Linked DNA regions of Homo sapiens: region 1 is linked to region 2. A link is a loop called in an ENCODE intact Hi-C map of the cell type or tissue named here. Cell type or tissue: psoas muscle. All regions are shown on one strand. Each heading gives the region's core, and the rest is flanking DNA. Links, peaks and the distances in the headings are about the cores only.

The links. A loop is a pair of places that touch in the nucleus more often than their neighbours do. Peaks named below come from ENCODE experiments on the same cell type or tissue, not always from the same donor. Only the 100,000 strongest peaks of a DNase experiment are listed, where the experiment ranks them.
Region 1: a loop joins it to region 2, with 3.0 times the contacts of the local background. A loop is called at or near these places in 35 of 110 quality-filtered maps.

What each region holds. Positions count from the first base shown.
Region 1 is chr10:100,431,005-100,436,004 of GRCh38, reverse strand. No RefSeq gene overlaps it. Among named protein-coding and RNA genes, the nearest start is that of WNT8B, 30 kb to the left of the region's middle. In psoas muscle, for the core only: a CTCF peak has its summit at 2,047 (motif pointing right); a DNase peak (open chromatin) is centred at 2,064; H3K27me3 peaks cover 405 bases.
Region 2 is chr10:100,873,327-100,884,214 of GRCh38, reverse strand. No RefSeq gene overlaps it. Among named protein-coding and RNA genes, the nearest start is that of SLF2, 34 kb to the left of the region's middle. RefSeq lists an enhancer at 9,527-10,193. In psoas muscle, for the core only: a CTCF peak has its summit at 5,549 (motif pointing right); a DNase peak (open chromatin) is centred at 5,554; H3K27me3 peaks cover 910 bases.

The DNA.
Region 1 (5,000 bases), core at 1-5,000, 450 kb after region 2:
TTACTGTTAAGAGTTGAGTATATTTCGGCCGGGAGCAGTGGCTCACGCCTATAATCCCAGCACTTTAGGAGGCTGAGGCAGGCGGATCACCTGAGGTCAGGAGTTCAAGACCAATCTGGCTAACATGGCAAAACCCCGTCTCTACTAAAAATACAAAAATTAGCCAGGCATGGTGGTGCGCACATGTAGTCCCAGCTACTTGGGAGGCTGAGGCAAGACAATCGCTTGAACTCGGGAGGTGAAGGTTGCAGTGAGCCAAGATGGTGCCACTGTACTCCAGCCTGGTGACAGAGTGAGACTCCGTCTCAAAAAAAAAAAAAAAAAAAAAAAAAAAGAGTTGAGTATATTTCCTTCCAAATACTTTTCTATTCTTTTGCTGTTTATGTACTTTTCTATCACTTTGCTGTCTGCATTTTCTTGCAATTTTCTTTTTCCATGTATATATTTTCCAACATACAACAATATATTGGGCACCATCTTTAAGGACTAATATAGTCTGATAGTGTTATTATTTATTACAATTACCAAGTGGATAATTATCTCAGGAAGGAAACAAACTGGTTCTAGTTGCTTTGAAAATAAACATTTATGGCTGGGCGCGGTGGCTCAACGCCTATAATCCCAGCACTTTGTGGGGCAGAGCCAGGCAGATCACCTGAGGTTGGGAGTTCGAGATCAGCCTGACCAACATGGAGAAACCCTGTCTCTACTAAAAACTACAAAATTAAGGGGGCGTGGTGGTGCATGCCTGTAATCCCCGCTACTCGGGAGGCTGAGGCAGGATAATTGCTTAAACTCGGGAGGCGGAGGTTGCGGTGATCCGAGATCATGCCATTGCGCTCCAGCCTGCACAGCAGGAGCAAAACTCCATCTCAAAATAAATAAATAAATAAATAAATAAATAAATAAATAAATAAATAAAACATTTATTTATTAATTTTTTTAAAAAAATCTTAGAGATGGAGTCTCACTATGTTGGTCAGATTGGTCTTAAACTCCTGGCCTCAAGTGATCTTCCCACCTTGGCCTCCCAATGTTCTGGGATTACAAGCATGAGCCACCATGCCTGGCTGGAAAATAAACATCTAAATAGTGTAAAGAGCCATCACAAAATAATTGATGGTATTTGTCTATAGATGGAAAGGTCATGGCACTCAGGACCACTAAGCGAAGACCTCCTCAATGAACTCTAGGCTGCTTTGCTTTAAGAAAATTCTGGCTGGCTGGGCACAGTGGCTCATGCCTGTAATCCCAGCACTTTGGGAGGCCAAGGTGGGTGGATCACTTGAGGTCAGGAGTTCGAGACCAGCCTGGCCAACATGATGAAACCCGTCTCTACTAAAAATACAAAAAAATTAGCTGGGCATCGTGGTGGGCGCCTGTAATCCCAGCTACTCAGGAGGCTGAAGCAGGAGAATCGCTTGAACCCAGGAGGCAGAGTTTGCGGTGACCAGAAATGGAGCCACTGCACTCCAGCCTGGGCGACAGAATGAGACTCTGTCTCAAAAAAAAAAAAAAAAAAAAAAAAGAAGTTGTATTCACAGAGTCCTGAGAGGACTAGGACTGGTTTCCCCTTAAAATATTTTTTCGCTTCTAAATCTTAGATAAACAACACACTGATGATCTTCTGAAAAAGCTTTTTAAAAAGACAGATGACTGCGCTCCTCTCAAAATTTATGAATCAGAGTTTCTTGGGATAAAATCTGGGAATCTGTATCTTTAAAAATGTTCTCCTGGTGATTCTGCCAGTCAGCCAGATTTGGGAACTACTGGATAAATTCCTTGGACTAGGAGATAACTTTCCTAATTGCAATGGATCAGATTTGGGGTGCTAGGGAAGCCCTATCTGGCAGAAGTAGCCCACCAGCTTTCTTCCTAACATCTCCTTTCCCTACTTCCCTGGCGCCCTCCCCTACACCTTCTAATTCTTGCTGTCACCCTCTTTCCTACCCTAAACTGGCCCTAAAATGACACTTAGAACAGCAGCGCCACATTGTGGAGAGAAACAATATAGTGCTCCAAAAGGCACAGAACACTGTCCTCGCAGATCACCGAGCCTGCAGTTACCGATTTGTCCTGCAGGGGGCATAACTTCCTTACTTTTTAAGTGAGGACAGGTTCTCGCCCCATAAAACCTGGTAAAACCTGGGTGATCTCAGAAAACATCCCTGGAGAAGGCACGGGATGGAGCATCTGTGCCAGATTAGAAATCAAAAACCTCCACTTCGTGAAACTAGAATAAACCGACTAAGTGCATGGACATGAGCAAGCCTTCTGCTGAGGTTAGAAGCCAAGCTCTATGACAGTCTTGGTCAGGGTAAAACTATGGCGGTCTCCAAGTCACTGTGTGACTTGATAAACACACGTCTATCTGGGGTACAAGGCACTGTCAGATATCTCTTGGAAAGTGTTCTGTTTTATATGGTACCCATGAGTCTGGCATTAATCAATAGATCTGATCTCTTTAATAAGGATATTTATACCCAATGACACATCGGTTTATGTTGGTGGAGCAGGGTTGGATCGCTGTAGTAGTGTTCTGAGTATGCACCTTTGGATTTGTTCCCACCTGGTGAAGTCTCTCTCTCTGTCTCTCTCTCTCTCACACACACACACAAGCATTCACACACAGGCTCTTCTGATATTTGTAACTAGACACATCTTTTTCAATGGCATGTTTGATGATCCAGCCAAATTAATATGGCTAGAAAAAAAAAGATATATTTACACAAATTTACCAATCTATCTGGTTGCCTGGTTGCTTTCCCTTCATATTAATAGCTGCCCTCAGGCTCCAGATGAAACAAGAATGTACACCTTGGTAGATTTGTGTAAGATTTCCTGGCAGATGATTGTGTGGCTTTCTTTTCTTTTCTTTTTTTTTTTTGAGACAGAATTTCACTCTTGTCACCCAGGCTGGAGTTCAATGATGCGATCTTGGCTCACGGCAACCCCGACTCCCGGGTTCAAGTTCAAGTGATTCTCCTGTCTCAGCCCCCCAAGTAGCTGAGATTACAGGTGCCTGCCACCACACTCGGCTAATTTTTGTATTTTTTAGTAGAGACGGGGGTTTCACCATGTTGGCCAGGCTGGTCTTGAACTCCTGGCCTCAGATAATCCACCCCCTTCAGCCTCCCAAAGTGTTGGGATTACAGGCGTGAGCCACTGCGCCTGGCCTATTTCTCTACTTTGACTCTTCTAGCTGCTTGGTTTTCTGAACTCCTGAGTTACACTGGCAGCCAGAGCCCTGTGGTTTACTGTTAATGTTTTTCTTGTTGTCTTGTTTTTTCTGATATGTTTGCTATCTCCCTAACTAGACTGTGAGCTCTTTGACTGCAAGCTCTAAGCCCAGATCACACCTATCCCTTGAACACTCACCACACACATTGTTGGGTGTGTGTTATGTCCTCAATACAAATGTTTAGGTTGTTAGTTTGAATAATGAGGAAAGGTGTTTTAAAAGACTGAGAAGCGGGCTGGGTGCGGTGGCTCACACCTATAATCCCAGCACTTTGGGAAGCCAAGGCAGGAGGACTGCTTGAGTCTAGGAGTTCAGACCAGCCTGGGCAACATAGGGAGACCCCTGTCTCTTTAAAATAATAATTAATAAACAAAAGAGTGAGAAGTAAAGGAGAACCAGGAGAGAGAAAGGAATAAAACATAACGTTTCTAAAAGATTGACTTAAATGACCAATGAAAGGAAGTAACTGATAAAAGACAAAAGAGAGTGACATGAAAGGAGGATATTAGGGTTCTAGCTTTTTCACAAAATGGAAATGCTATTGTGGGCAATGATAATTTCTGAGGAGATGTTCATGGTCAAAGAAATAAGATTTCCCCCTTGGGAGACTGAGGTAGGTGGATCACCTGAGGTCAGGAGTTCAAGACCAGCCTGGTCAACATGGTGAAACCCCGTCTCTACTAAAAATAAAAAATAAAAAAAATTATCCGGGTGTGGTGGCTCACATCTGTAGTCCCAGCTACTCAGGAGGCTGAGGCAGGAGATTCATTTGAGCCCAGGAGGTGAGCTGAGATTGCGCCACTGCACTCCAACCTGGGCGACAGAGCCAGACTATGTCTCAAAAATAAATACACAGGCCGGGCATGGTGGCTCACTCCTGTAATCCCAGCACTTTGGGAGGCCGGGTGGGGGGGGGGGGGGCGGGTGCGGATCACAAGGTCGGAAGTTCAAGACCAGCCTGGCCAATATGGTGAAACCCCGTCTCTACTAAAAATACAAAATCAGCTGGGCGTGGTGGCGGGCACCTATAGTCCCAGCTACTCGGGAGGCTGAGGCAGGAGAATTACTTGAACCCAGGAGGCAGAGGTCAGTGAGCCGAGATTACGCCACTGCACTCCAGCATGGGCGACAGGGTGAGACTCCATCTCAAAAAAATAAAATAAAATAAAATATAAATAAATACATAAAATAAAATACGATTTCCTTACCAATTTAAGGAAAATGAGTGGAATGTGAGGTACTCTGTGAAAGAAAGTTGTAATTTTGGAATAAGTTCAAAAGAATGAATGAGTACACAGATTTAGTATATAGGCCAAGCTTAAAACTCTCCCTGAATGTGACAATCAAATATTGCATAACCAAACTCTTTTAAATCTTCTTTTATTGCTCTGTAGAGTTGAACCAGTTTATGTATCCACTAAAATCTCAAGGAATTGTTCTTTAGCTTTAGATTCTCAGGTACAATGAATAGAAGAGGACTTCCTGCTATTATTTATTAATTTTATTTTACTTTATTTTATTTTTTGAGACACAGTCTCATTCTGTCACCCAGGCTGGAGTGCAATGGTGCAGTCTCTGCTCACTGCAGCCCCCATGTCTTGGGCTCAAGTGATCCTTCCATCTCAGCCTCCCGAGTAGCTGGGACTACAGACACTCACAACTACGCCCTACTAATTTTGTTTATTTTTTGTAGAGATAATGTCTCACTATGTTGCCCAGGCTGATCTCAAACTCCTGGACTCAAGCTATTCCCCTACCT
Region 2 (10,888 bases), core at 2,859-7,858:
TTGCCAAGCTTTGCAAACTTTTCCATCTTGGAGGCCCAGGTACTCTGGGGGCTTCTGTGCTCATTTCCACATAGTGGTTGTAATGGAAGTGGTTGTCATGCCAGAAGTGGTGGGGTGGCACTGCCTTGGGGTTTGGGGCCTGAGCCCAACCTTGTCTCCTTAAGGGGACTTGAGGGTCTGTCCCCTTTGATTTTGTTTATCAATGGAGGGCAGAAAAGGAGAGTGACCAGGATAAAAACTCATGCTGAAATGGCCGAGGGCTGTAAGTTTAAATTTTGGAGAGCACAGAGGCCAGGGAGTGGGCACAAAAAGCATGCAGAGGCTGAGGGAAGGGGTTGCATCTTCTACACCCTTGAACTTCGTCTTTTGGAATGTGCAGACTATTTTTAGTTTGTGGTGCTGGGCCTTTTCTCAGGATCCAAATCGGCGTGCCCCACGCCTGCTAAGGGAGGTAGGGTGGGTGGGGGGCGATCCTGGTGTCACTGTAGACACTGATGAGACCTTGCAGCTGTTCTCAGTGGCAATTCAAGCAAGCTGGAGGCCCAGGGTCCCTGCCAGCGGGTGTTTACTTGCCGGGTTACTGGCAGTGTCAGATGAATGATAGCTAAAGTCAGAAGGGCTCAGTGCTCCATTTGAACATTTCCCCTGGGGCCTGTAGCCCAAAGAACAGGTTATCTGTGTTCCTGATCACGCCTCAAAGAAAGTGCAGGCCTCCTCCGGGCTCATGCTCTAACCGTGAGAGTGAGAAAAGAGGACCAAGCGGGGTTTCCGCGTCCACCTCTCCAGGGATTGGATGACCCAGAGTTTGGACGGGTGGCAACAACCCCGGCAGCCCATGGCAGGAGCCCCCAGAGGGCATTCACTTGGGATGCTGATGCTCTCATCCCTGGGGCCAGGTTGGCACTCCAACACCCCCCTTCTCACCCCTTCTGGCCATGCCCAGTGAGGGCAGAGCTGTGGGCCCATCTCTTCTAGAAATTCACAGCAGTGCCTCAGCTCTCTGTGGCTCTTCTCCTCACCCCATCTCCCCACTGCCCAGTGAGCTTGGGGGAAAAGACCGCTGACTTTGCAACCCACAGCCCCTGAAAGTCCCCTTCGATAGCATGCTGTTATGCTTCGAGGACACAGGACTGTGAACTCGAAATTGTCTCGCCTTTGTCACCTCCTGGCAGGTCTTTAGAGCTCGGGGAAACAGCCGAGTGGTACAAATCGCAGCGGCGTGGTAAAGCCCCCCTAATTCCCGATGGGCTGCCTGACTCATATCCGTTTCCCTGGCAAAAAATAAGTTTTTGTTATTGCTGGCTTGGCAGAAGCACGGAAGAGTGCGCGAGGATCTACTGCCCCATGCATCACTGGCCAAATTGCCTGAGAAATCCCAGCTCTAGAACTTTTCATCGTTGGCTGTGATGTACGGAGCAGAACGGCAGCTCCATTTCCCCCGCGTGGGGCTCAGCGACGCTGGCGCTTAGCAGACCTTCTCTGCTTGCAATTCACAGCAAATGTGGCCTCTCCTTTCTCTTCCCCTCTTCTTGGCCTCTTATCCCCCCAACAACCTTTATCTTTCCCATCCCCCCGTCTGCTCATCAACCCCCTCCCTGCTCTCCCCAGCAGAGCCATAGCTGGAGAATCAGGAGGAGGCCTGCAATGTCATTTCCCCATCACTCTGCAGACGATTCCACACTAATGTTCTTTTAATGCTGTGATGCTGCACTAATTAATAAGCATCCTGCACAGAGGCCTCGCCTCTCCTCTCCTCCCCTCTCCTCCTCTTCCCTCACTGCCCCTCCCCACCAGCCCCCCGAGAAGGCCTCGTCACATCCTGGCATCTGGCAGCAGAGAAAGGATTTCACTCTTGTACCTGGGCTGCCTGATATTGCTATGAGAGATAACTGTATACGAACCAATAATCTAGCCTGACAATCCAATTTACTGACCAATAGCGCACAATCCACCATGTCATCGGCTGTGGGGAGGCCCATAAATTAGTTCCTAGTAATTTATTCTGATCAATAGAATGGGCAAAGTCACTTGTCTCTTTAATCAAAGGCCCTCTCAGAGATGTCAGTGCAGGCAGCTGCGTGGGAGGGAGCAGGGCTCTGTGAGCAACAAGGCAGTGGGTGCTAGCACCACACTCCTGCCCTGGCTTCCAGAACCCAGAAGCCTCCCCAGAATGGGGCTAGTGTGGGAGGGGCCCAAGGTCCAGGCTGCCTATGCTTCCCTTGGTCACCCCAACCATAAAACATTGGCTTTCAAACAAGCTAAGGACAGAAGAGGCCATGACAGTAATTAACAAGAGATAAGCTCCAGGGAACACTGTACAGGGCCCCAACAATGTCTGATTTTTTCTGAATGTTCAGAATCTTCCTTCCTCTCCTGGTCACGGGGCCCTACCAACGCTTGTGCTGATGCTTCTATAAAGAGAAGGATCCTAGCCCCGTGGGTAAGAGCCAGACTGCCTGGCTTTGAATGGTGACTCTGCCATTAGCTACGTGGCCTCAGGCAAGCTTCTTGCCTTTCTGTGATTCACTTTCCTCATCTGTAAAGTGGAACTAATAACAGTACCTACCTCAGGGTTATTAAGAAGATTTAGTAAATTAATTATATGATATATAATAAGTTAATATAAAATTAAACTAATAAATGAATATACAAAGTGCTTAGAATAGTGCCTGACATGCAGCAAGCACTATATTGAGTGTTTGTTAACATAAACAAACAGAGATCAAGGGAAAACATTGATGTGCTTCTCTCTGAAGATGTGCCAAGTCCTTGAGATGGTCTTCCTGACAACTTTGACTGTTTCCTACCCGTCTTCACCTCTTGTCCTCCTTGTCCAAAATAAATAGATAAAGGAAGAGTGTGTTGATGTTAGCTCTTTGAAGTGACAGGGAAACTCCAAAGGCCGCCGTGCAAGGTTTTCCCCTTATCTGGGCCCTCTGGCAGAGCCAGTGTGTCAGCCTTGGGGAAACAGACCGATTTTGCTTTAGAGAAAATAGGCCTGATGTTAGACAGCAGGGAGGGAAAGGAAGGTCTGTTACCTGTGCTGGCTGCAGGGACTGGCTTGTGAGGAAGGAGGCAGAGCTTGCTGACATGAGCAGGACACAGGAAGATGCTGGGCAGGGCGCCATAAAGGGCAGTGGTGCAAGGGTCTGTCACCTTGGATTCCCATCCTGGCTCTGCCACTCACTGGCTGTGGGACTTTGGCCAAGTCACTTCAGGTCTCTGACCCTGATTCTGTATTGAGGCAGGAAGGGGTTTCACAGAGTGATCTCAGAAGTCCCTTCGCGGCCAGGCATGGTGGCTCACACCTGTAATCCCAGCACTTTGGGAGGCTGAGGAGGGTGGATCACGAGGTCAGGAGTTTAAGATAAGCCTGGGCAAGATGGTGAAACCCCGTCTCTACTAAAAATATAAAAATTAGCCAGACGTGGCCTGGGCGACAGAACGAGGCACGATCTAAAAAAAAAAAAAAAAAATTAGCCAGGCATGGTGGTGGGCATCTGTAATCCCAGCTATTCTGGGGGGCAGAGGTTGCAGTGGGTCGAGATTGCACATTGCACTCCAGCCTGGGCGACAAGAGCTAAACTCCATCTCAGGGGGGAAAAAAAAGAAGTCTCTTCAGGCTCTGACGCTCTGAAATTCTGTATGAATCAGTGAAGGAGTCTGTTGGCTTTTTCTTGATCCCCCTCAACCCTGTACTCCCCACAATAATCATCTGAAAGACTCTGAAACCAAGTTAGTAGCCCAGAGAAATCTGCAGTGTCTCAGGAATATTACAGTCACTAAACGGAACTAATGTTATTTGCAGAACAGGGATGGGGTGAGAGCCAACTCATTCGGGATTGGGATTCCTGAACCCCTGGCCCCCAACTGTAACTAGGTTCCTGGATGTGCAAAGGGCCAGGGGTCTCTGTTCTGCCTTCAAGGTCAAAACCAGGACTTCTGATTCTTGGGAACCTTGGAGGCCTCTTTGTTCAATCATTAGCCCTTAGGGCTACCTCATGGCAGGGAAGCCCATGCTAAAGGCAAACACTCACTGAGGCGCAGAGGGGAAACTGAGCCAAAATCACGCCCAAAACTTAAGACTCCAGTGACTGTCCTTGGATCCTATCCTGGCCTCCTGTTCCCCCATAACAGCCCTGGTGTGTCTATCAGAGGTGAGCTGGACGGCTGGGGTGCAGCGGTCATCGGGGTGATGGGACCAGGTTGGAGGCCTGAGGCCAGCCCAGGGTGGCTACATGGCAGGTGGACACAGTTTCTAGTGAGCAGGAATCTGGCACCCTCTGCTGACCCCGCGGCAGGAGACAGCTGGTCAACCAGGCTAGGCTGCAGCCACCAGGAGGGGGAGGGGTGGGGTCCAGGACCAAGAGGCAGCTTCCAGTCAAAAGAGCAACTTCCCTTTCGGAATAGATCATTTTTACTGGTTTTGCAATAAGCTTATGAGACAGGAACAATAGCAATAAACAAACCGAACAAGAAATCGAAAAGATGGACCCCGAAAGCTGTTACTGAGCCCTTCTCACCTTCTCTTAACGAGTCTCTAATTTATAACAAACTCATCAACCCAGCACCTCCAGGGTTCCCTGGTTCCAGGTTGGGAACCCCTGGCCTCTGCCTTGTGTGTGACTTGTCATCTCCAGGGTCCTAAGACCTGGCTCCAGAGGTGGCAGGAGGCTCTGGCTAGTAGGAGGAACTGGCCCAGGGTTGTCCAGGGACTTCCATCATGGCTTCCTCTGGGAGGATCTGCAAAGTGTGGTCCTCCCCTGCCATGCACCCCCCACCCCTGCCCAGTAGGTCTCTCCAGAATCAATGGGGCTGGCTCTGGATGGCCCACTTCCCCAAAACTTCTGCTCCAACCCTCTGCCCAGCCCCAGGCTGCTGATGCAGGCATGGAAATCATGTTCCTTTCAGACTACCAGATTAGGGCTTGGCATGGGAAGCTGAGATAGCTGGGGGCTTCCAAGCCCCCAAATTCCATACTCCTCGGATAGGACTGAGGTCACTGCTGTGGGCTGAGGTTTTTCTCTCCTTAAGATGAGAAGATCCATTAGGGCAGAGCCATGTCTCTCCCCTTCCCCTCTTCCCCTAAAGCTAAGGCTGTCTGTGAGGAGGGCCAAATGCCTCCCATCAGACTGGGCTTCCAGGAGGCCAGGGCTGAGTCTCTTCCTTCACCTGGAGATCCCTGGGGAAAGGCTGTGTCGCCTCCCTAGACTGCAGTCCCCTGGGCCTGGGCCATGTTTCCTTACCTTAGACTGAGGCTGTGGGAATGTGGGACTACATTTCTACCACAGGCTGCAGCTCCCTTAAGCATCCATTTTTTTTCCAGTCCCTTTTGTCACCCAGTAACCCTGAAGCTTTTCCCAAGGTAGCCCCCTGTATTCTACCTGTCCGCGCTGGAGGAACAAGTCAGCCCCTGTGCCTTTCCTGGCAGCTGGGCATAGGACAGGGCATCAGGGATGGGAAGCAGTGTTCTGCCAACGACTTTCTGGGTTGGGCAGGGCTATGCTTCTCTGCAGGGGACTGAGTGTCTCCTTGTGAAGCCTGCAATCATTGGAGATGGCCACAAGATGTCAGCTCGAGGCTGTGGAAATGGCTCCAGTCCTGGGACTGAGCTCAAAAGGAAGGAAATCAGACAGCAGCCTGAAAGGCCCCCTCTGTCCCCCACTCAAACTCACAACAATGCTCCATCTCTCTACTTTGTCCCCAGTTCTTTGCTCCCAGAAGAGTGGGTTCTGAGGCTCCTTGACTTCCAGCTCTGGGAAGGATGGGAGCTGCTGCCCCTATTGCAGGCACCCTTGCTGGGAAGAGCCCTGTGTGCCTGTGTTCCCCTGTGTGTCCTTGTGGGTGTGGCTTCAGGCCACCACAGCCAGTGTGAGTGCTCAGGGCTGCCTGCGTTTGTGTGCAACTCTTGGCAGGAATTTGTGTCTGCCACAATAGACAGAGAAATTCAGACCTGAAAGGGCCCTTCGAAATCTCCCAGTTCAACCTGTTGTTTTATAGATGAGGAAACAGAGGCCCAGAGAGAGAGAGGAAATGGCTTGTCCAAGGCCACACAGCAAGTCCATGTTGAGCTGTTCCTGGAACCCAGGACTCCCACTTTGCAGCATGTGTGTGCACCCATCTGGGAGTCTGGTTGACCAGGACTGTGTGCCTGGTGTACTTTTGTGTTAGTGATTTACATCCAATGGGTCCTGGAAAGTTCCCTGACTGACCATCAGCCTGCAAGTTTCCAAACAGAATCACAAGGAAATGGGAAGAAGGAAGGCATGGAAAGGAAGGAGGGAGAGACAGAGAAGTACATATGCATGTAGATGCACATCTCTTTTTGCTTCACGGGGACGGGGTGTAATGTCAATGGTTGGATGTGTCTGTATCTCCCTAGGTAAGTGTGCCTGTGTCAGATACCTTGATTCATTCTGGTGTTGAGGTTTGAGTTTGTGTACATGCATGTGTACACGTGTGTACAGGGACCCATTTGTGGGACTGCAGGGAGTCGAGGTGTCTTTGGGGAGGCGTTGGTGCTTTTGGCTGGGTACAGTGTGAGCGATGGTGTGTGCCGCGGTTGGCGTGCCTGTCAGTGACTCTGGAGCGAGCATCGGTCAGTGGCCACGTGAGTGACTAAGGGTGTCAGTGAGCATAAAGAAGAGGCTGCTCCCTCTCCTCATCTCTTTGTCCCCAATCAGACTGTCTTCCCATGGCCCCTAAGGTTTCAGTGTCCCTGCCCCAGTAGCAGTGAAGAAATCCTTTATCGGTTGAGGCACCAGCCCCCGTGTCGGGATTTCAAGGTTCCTGTCGGTTCCATCCATCTTCCGGGGCCTCCTGGTATTAGCATTGATCTACAGGGGAAATGGAGAGCGCGGCTGGGTTATTACGCACCCACCCGCCTTCCCTGGGCCGTGATTGAGTGCACACAGAGAATTTTTGAAACATGGCCACCCTAACTTATTCTGTCTTCCTGCCAATAGCGTGGCATGGGTCCAAATTACGGGTCGATACCAGCTGATCTTTTTATGTTAAACTGTGATGAAGTTGCTTCTGTGGGGAGATGGTATTAGGCCCTGGGTCCTCTTTTATTGGAGAACTTTTGGGATGGAAAAGGGAGGGATGGAAGAGTGGGCAAGGGGAGTGGTCAGTCGGGCATCATGGAGGGCAGGTAGTGTGTGCATGGGCCAGGAGCATGTGCATGCCCGCAGGGGAGTCAGAGCTCGCTGCACTGGCCCTGGGATTCCCGGTTCTTGCCTGATTTCTCCCCCTTGTGACCCTTGCCACACTGGGGACCCTCAGGGACCCCCATCAGACTTTCCATCGCTCGGCCAGCCTGCCCCTGGTGAGGCCCCTCCCTACTTCCCTCTAAGGATAGAATTCTGTTTTCCTCTAGCCGCTTCCACCCTTCTCCCCCACCCCCACTCTACACACCTGCACCATCAAACGGGTTTGTCTTTAACCTCCAAACAGGGAACTTTAATTAAAGAGACAGTGACCCCTTTTATGAGTTTGGTCGAGTTGGGTTTCAGGGCCCTTGTCACTAGTGGCTCACATAACCCTAACAAAAGCTTGAAGGCCCCAAGAGGAGCCGGTCTCCCTCGTAGACATTGTGGTGGGGGCACGGGTGGGATGGGGGTGGGGGCATGGAGAAGGGGGAGGCATCCTTGGGTCAGGATCCCCAGTGACTGCATTGGTGAGGTTGAAGGTTGGGGGAGGGGACAGGTGAGGGGTATAGGGAGGGAGCACTGACACTGTGCAGTACCTTTGGAGCGCAACCTCCCTGCATAGGACAGCCGTCTGGACCCCAGCAGTGTAGCGGCTTCTCTCTGCTTGAAATGGTTAAGTTTCCAAGAGGGACTCCTGCGAATGTCCAGGGCTTGAATCCCATTTGCCTATGGACTTGTATTATAAAACTTGAAGTCATCTCCAAGAGGAATAGACTGGATAGAACTCCAAGAAGAGCTGAATTTTTTTACCCACATACTTAAAGGAAAAGTGGTTTTATGATAAAACATAATTGCTAATAACTATAATAACACCATTCAACATCTGGCATGAAACACAAATTCTGTCCTGAACCTGAAGGTGCAAACACCGCACAGCATACACACTGCCAAGAAGGGAGCTGGCCCTCCACATGGAAGAGCTAAATTCAGGCCTCACTGGGCCCCCTGCTGTCCACATTCCCCACCCCCAGCTCCCTTAAGGACCCCAAGTGTAGACGTCTAGTGGGTTCGTGTTGTGAGTTTGAAGGGCCCTTATCTTACATCCAATCACCTCTTGTTGATTTTTAACCAAGGGCTTCTGTAGGTCCTGTAAGGGATGTTTGCTTGCCCTTTGATCTGGTACTTTGATATCCTTTGTGAATTCTTCAGCCTGGAGAGGGCTGCCCAATCTGCCACACTTTTTCATTCAACAAACATCAGGGGCTGTTAAAAACAACCAGTGTGTGATTGGTTATTTCCAAAGGGATGGGTTTTCATGAAGTGGGGTGCACTCCCGTTAACCAGAGGCTGATACATTGTCAGTTATCTGCAAAAGGAATTAGCCACCTAAATGGTAATCCAGGGTTGCTCTGACCAGAAACTAAGGCTCAAACTAGCTAATTTGTGGAGATGAGACTCAAGGCCAAAACTGAATGAAGAAGATTCTCAGCACGCCCTCCACTTCCACTTCCACCATCACCATGGGTTCCTTGCTCCTCCTGGTGACAAGTGTGGTGACTGGATAGGGACACTTAGGTGGAATGTGGGGACACCTGTGGGGAGTCAAATGACCCACAAGGGCATACAGACCAGAACTTGCAACGTCATCACACCCCAGGTCTCCACATTCCCACGCGTGGACCTTCCCTTGTGCACATGCGTTCCCATGTGTGGACCTTCCCCTGTGCACCTGCGGCGTCACCTACCCACGTGAGTGGCCTATGTGTGTGACCTCACCCACAGAGAGAGGTCACAGCCCCTTCCCTCCTCTCTAGGGGAGAGATCTGGAGGCCAGAGGGGCCGGGGAGTAATTGGTTTTGGCGTTTCCTACCTCCGCTGCCCGGGAAGCTTTCTCTGTTTCATCTTCAGCCTGATCAATCCCCAGTCATGTGCCTTTCCACATGGACGCCCCCGACCCCCCAATTCACCATGCTCTCGGAAACTTCGTTAGTGCCATTAATCTGCTGACCCAAGCAAATCACCAACTCTTCCTGCAACACAGCCTCTCAATCCCTCCCCCAGAGACCACCCCCCCAGGATCTCCAGAGCTGGCTCACTCTCCTCTACCTCCTCATGTTCCCACTCACCCTTTTCTGTTTGGTACCCACCCCCAACCCCATCACTCCCAATCTGGGATTCTCCTTCCTCCTCATTCATGTCTGCACACTCAGCGCTTTCTGAGTCTTTTCCTGCATGTGTGTCCCAGCAGGAGCTTAGTCCGTGTCGGCCACCGGCACCCTGAAGCTGAAAGGGTCCCACGCACCTGCTCCTTAGTAGTAGAGGGTGTAGGGTAAGGCTCTGGCCATAGGAACCATATAAGGAGGAAACTAACAGGTACTGAGCCCTTACTGTGTGCCAAGCACTGTGCCAGACCCTTTTACCCAGTTAGATTATTTAATCCTCACAACCCAAGAGGCAGTCATTATTTTCTCCATTTTATAGATGAGGGAAATTGAAGTTTGAGAGATTAATTATTTGCTCATGAGTAGTAGAGCTAAGATTGGGACCCAGATCTGCCTGACTCATAAACCATTTTTTCTGCTGTATAGAAAGGAAGAGCACCCCCATCCTTGAGCCAGGCCCTAAGACCTAGAAACTTCCTATGTGAAGGAGACCCTGACATGAGGTTTGTTTCTCCTTTTTCCTCTGTAATAGCTAGGTCTTGAGGTGTGTGTGTGTGTGTGTGTGTGTGTGTGTGTTCCTATCCTCTTCCTTTCAGCCTAGGAAGCATTCATGGTACCAGCCCCCTGTTGGGGGCCCCAGGTTGCAGGCTGGTGCCAGGATGCACCCCACTCAGCCGGCTCCTGGCCGCACAGGAGAAGGCCCTGTTTCCTCCGTGGCCTCCATGGCTGATGTGCTGGGCCCATTGTCCAGGCAGAAACAAAGACTGCGGATTTAAGCCGAGTGACCAGGCGGCTCTGCCAAGCAGAAAAGACCGCCCCCCTCGAAGCTGGGCCCAGCCGGGGGTTAGGAAGGGGACCCGAGAGAAAGGGGACAGGGAACCTTTGAAAGTAACTAATTAAAGGGCCTTTGCCTGCCCCCTCCCCCTGGGCGCCTAATCTCTCTGGGGCAGCAGCCAGACAATGTGCCCCTCCACCCTGCCCCCCTCACCCGAGTTTTAAAACAAGAGACAACTTGAAGTTAATGAGCGCCACCTGACGGGGGTCCCCTAATGAGAGGGGGCTGCTGGGCAGCTCACACATTCTCTGGTTCCATGAATAGCTCCCCCCGCCCCCTGAGTTTTATTCATCTAGGGCCAGGGGCAGGGGGCAGAAAGGAAGGGGCCCTGCTCAGCTCGGAGCATGTGGACTGTGGTTCAGGGCAAGGAGGGGGCCCCACAACCCCCTCCCCCATGGCCCATGCCCAGCTCTGAGGCTGAGGCTTACCAGGCTTTGGCCTGAGACCTGGGTGGCCCAAGACCCATCTGGGTAGCTCAGGGCCAGCCCTGCTGCATAGGCTCTTGGTCACTGGCATTGCCACTGGCTTTTCCCAACAGGGCAGTGAGGCGTAAGAGGCATTCTTTGGGACTGCTGTACTTGGTGGTGGGGACTGGGGTCAGGAGTCATTTGGGAGCTGGACTGAAAGCCTCGCTTGCATATTTGGGCAGTTTCCACCATCTCTGCCTCATCCATCTAACTCCGAAGTCCTGGTCTTATCTCTGATTCCTCCATCTCTGATCCCTGCCTGGCTGCCATCCC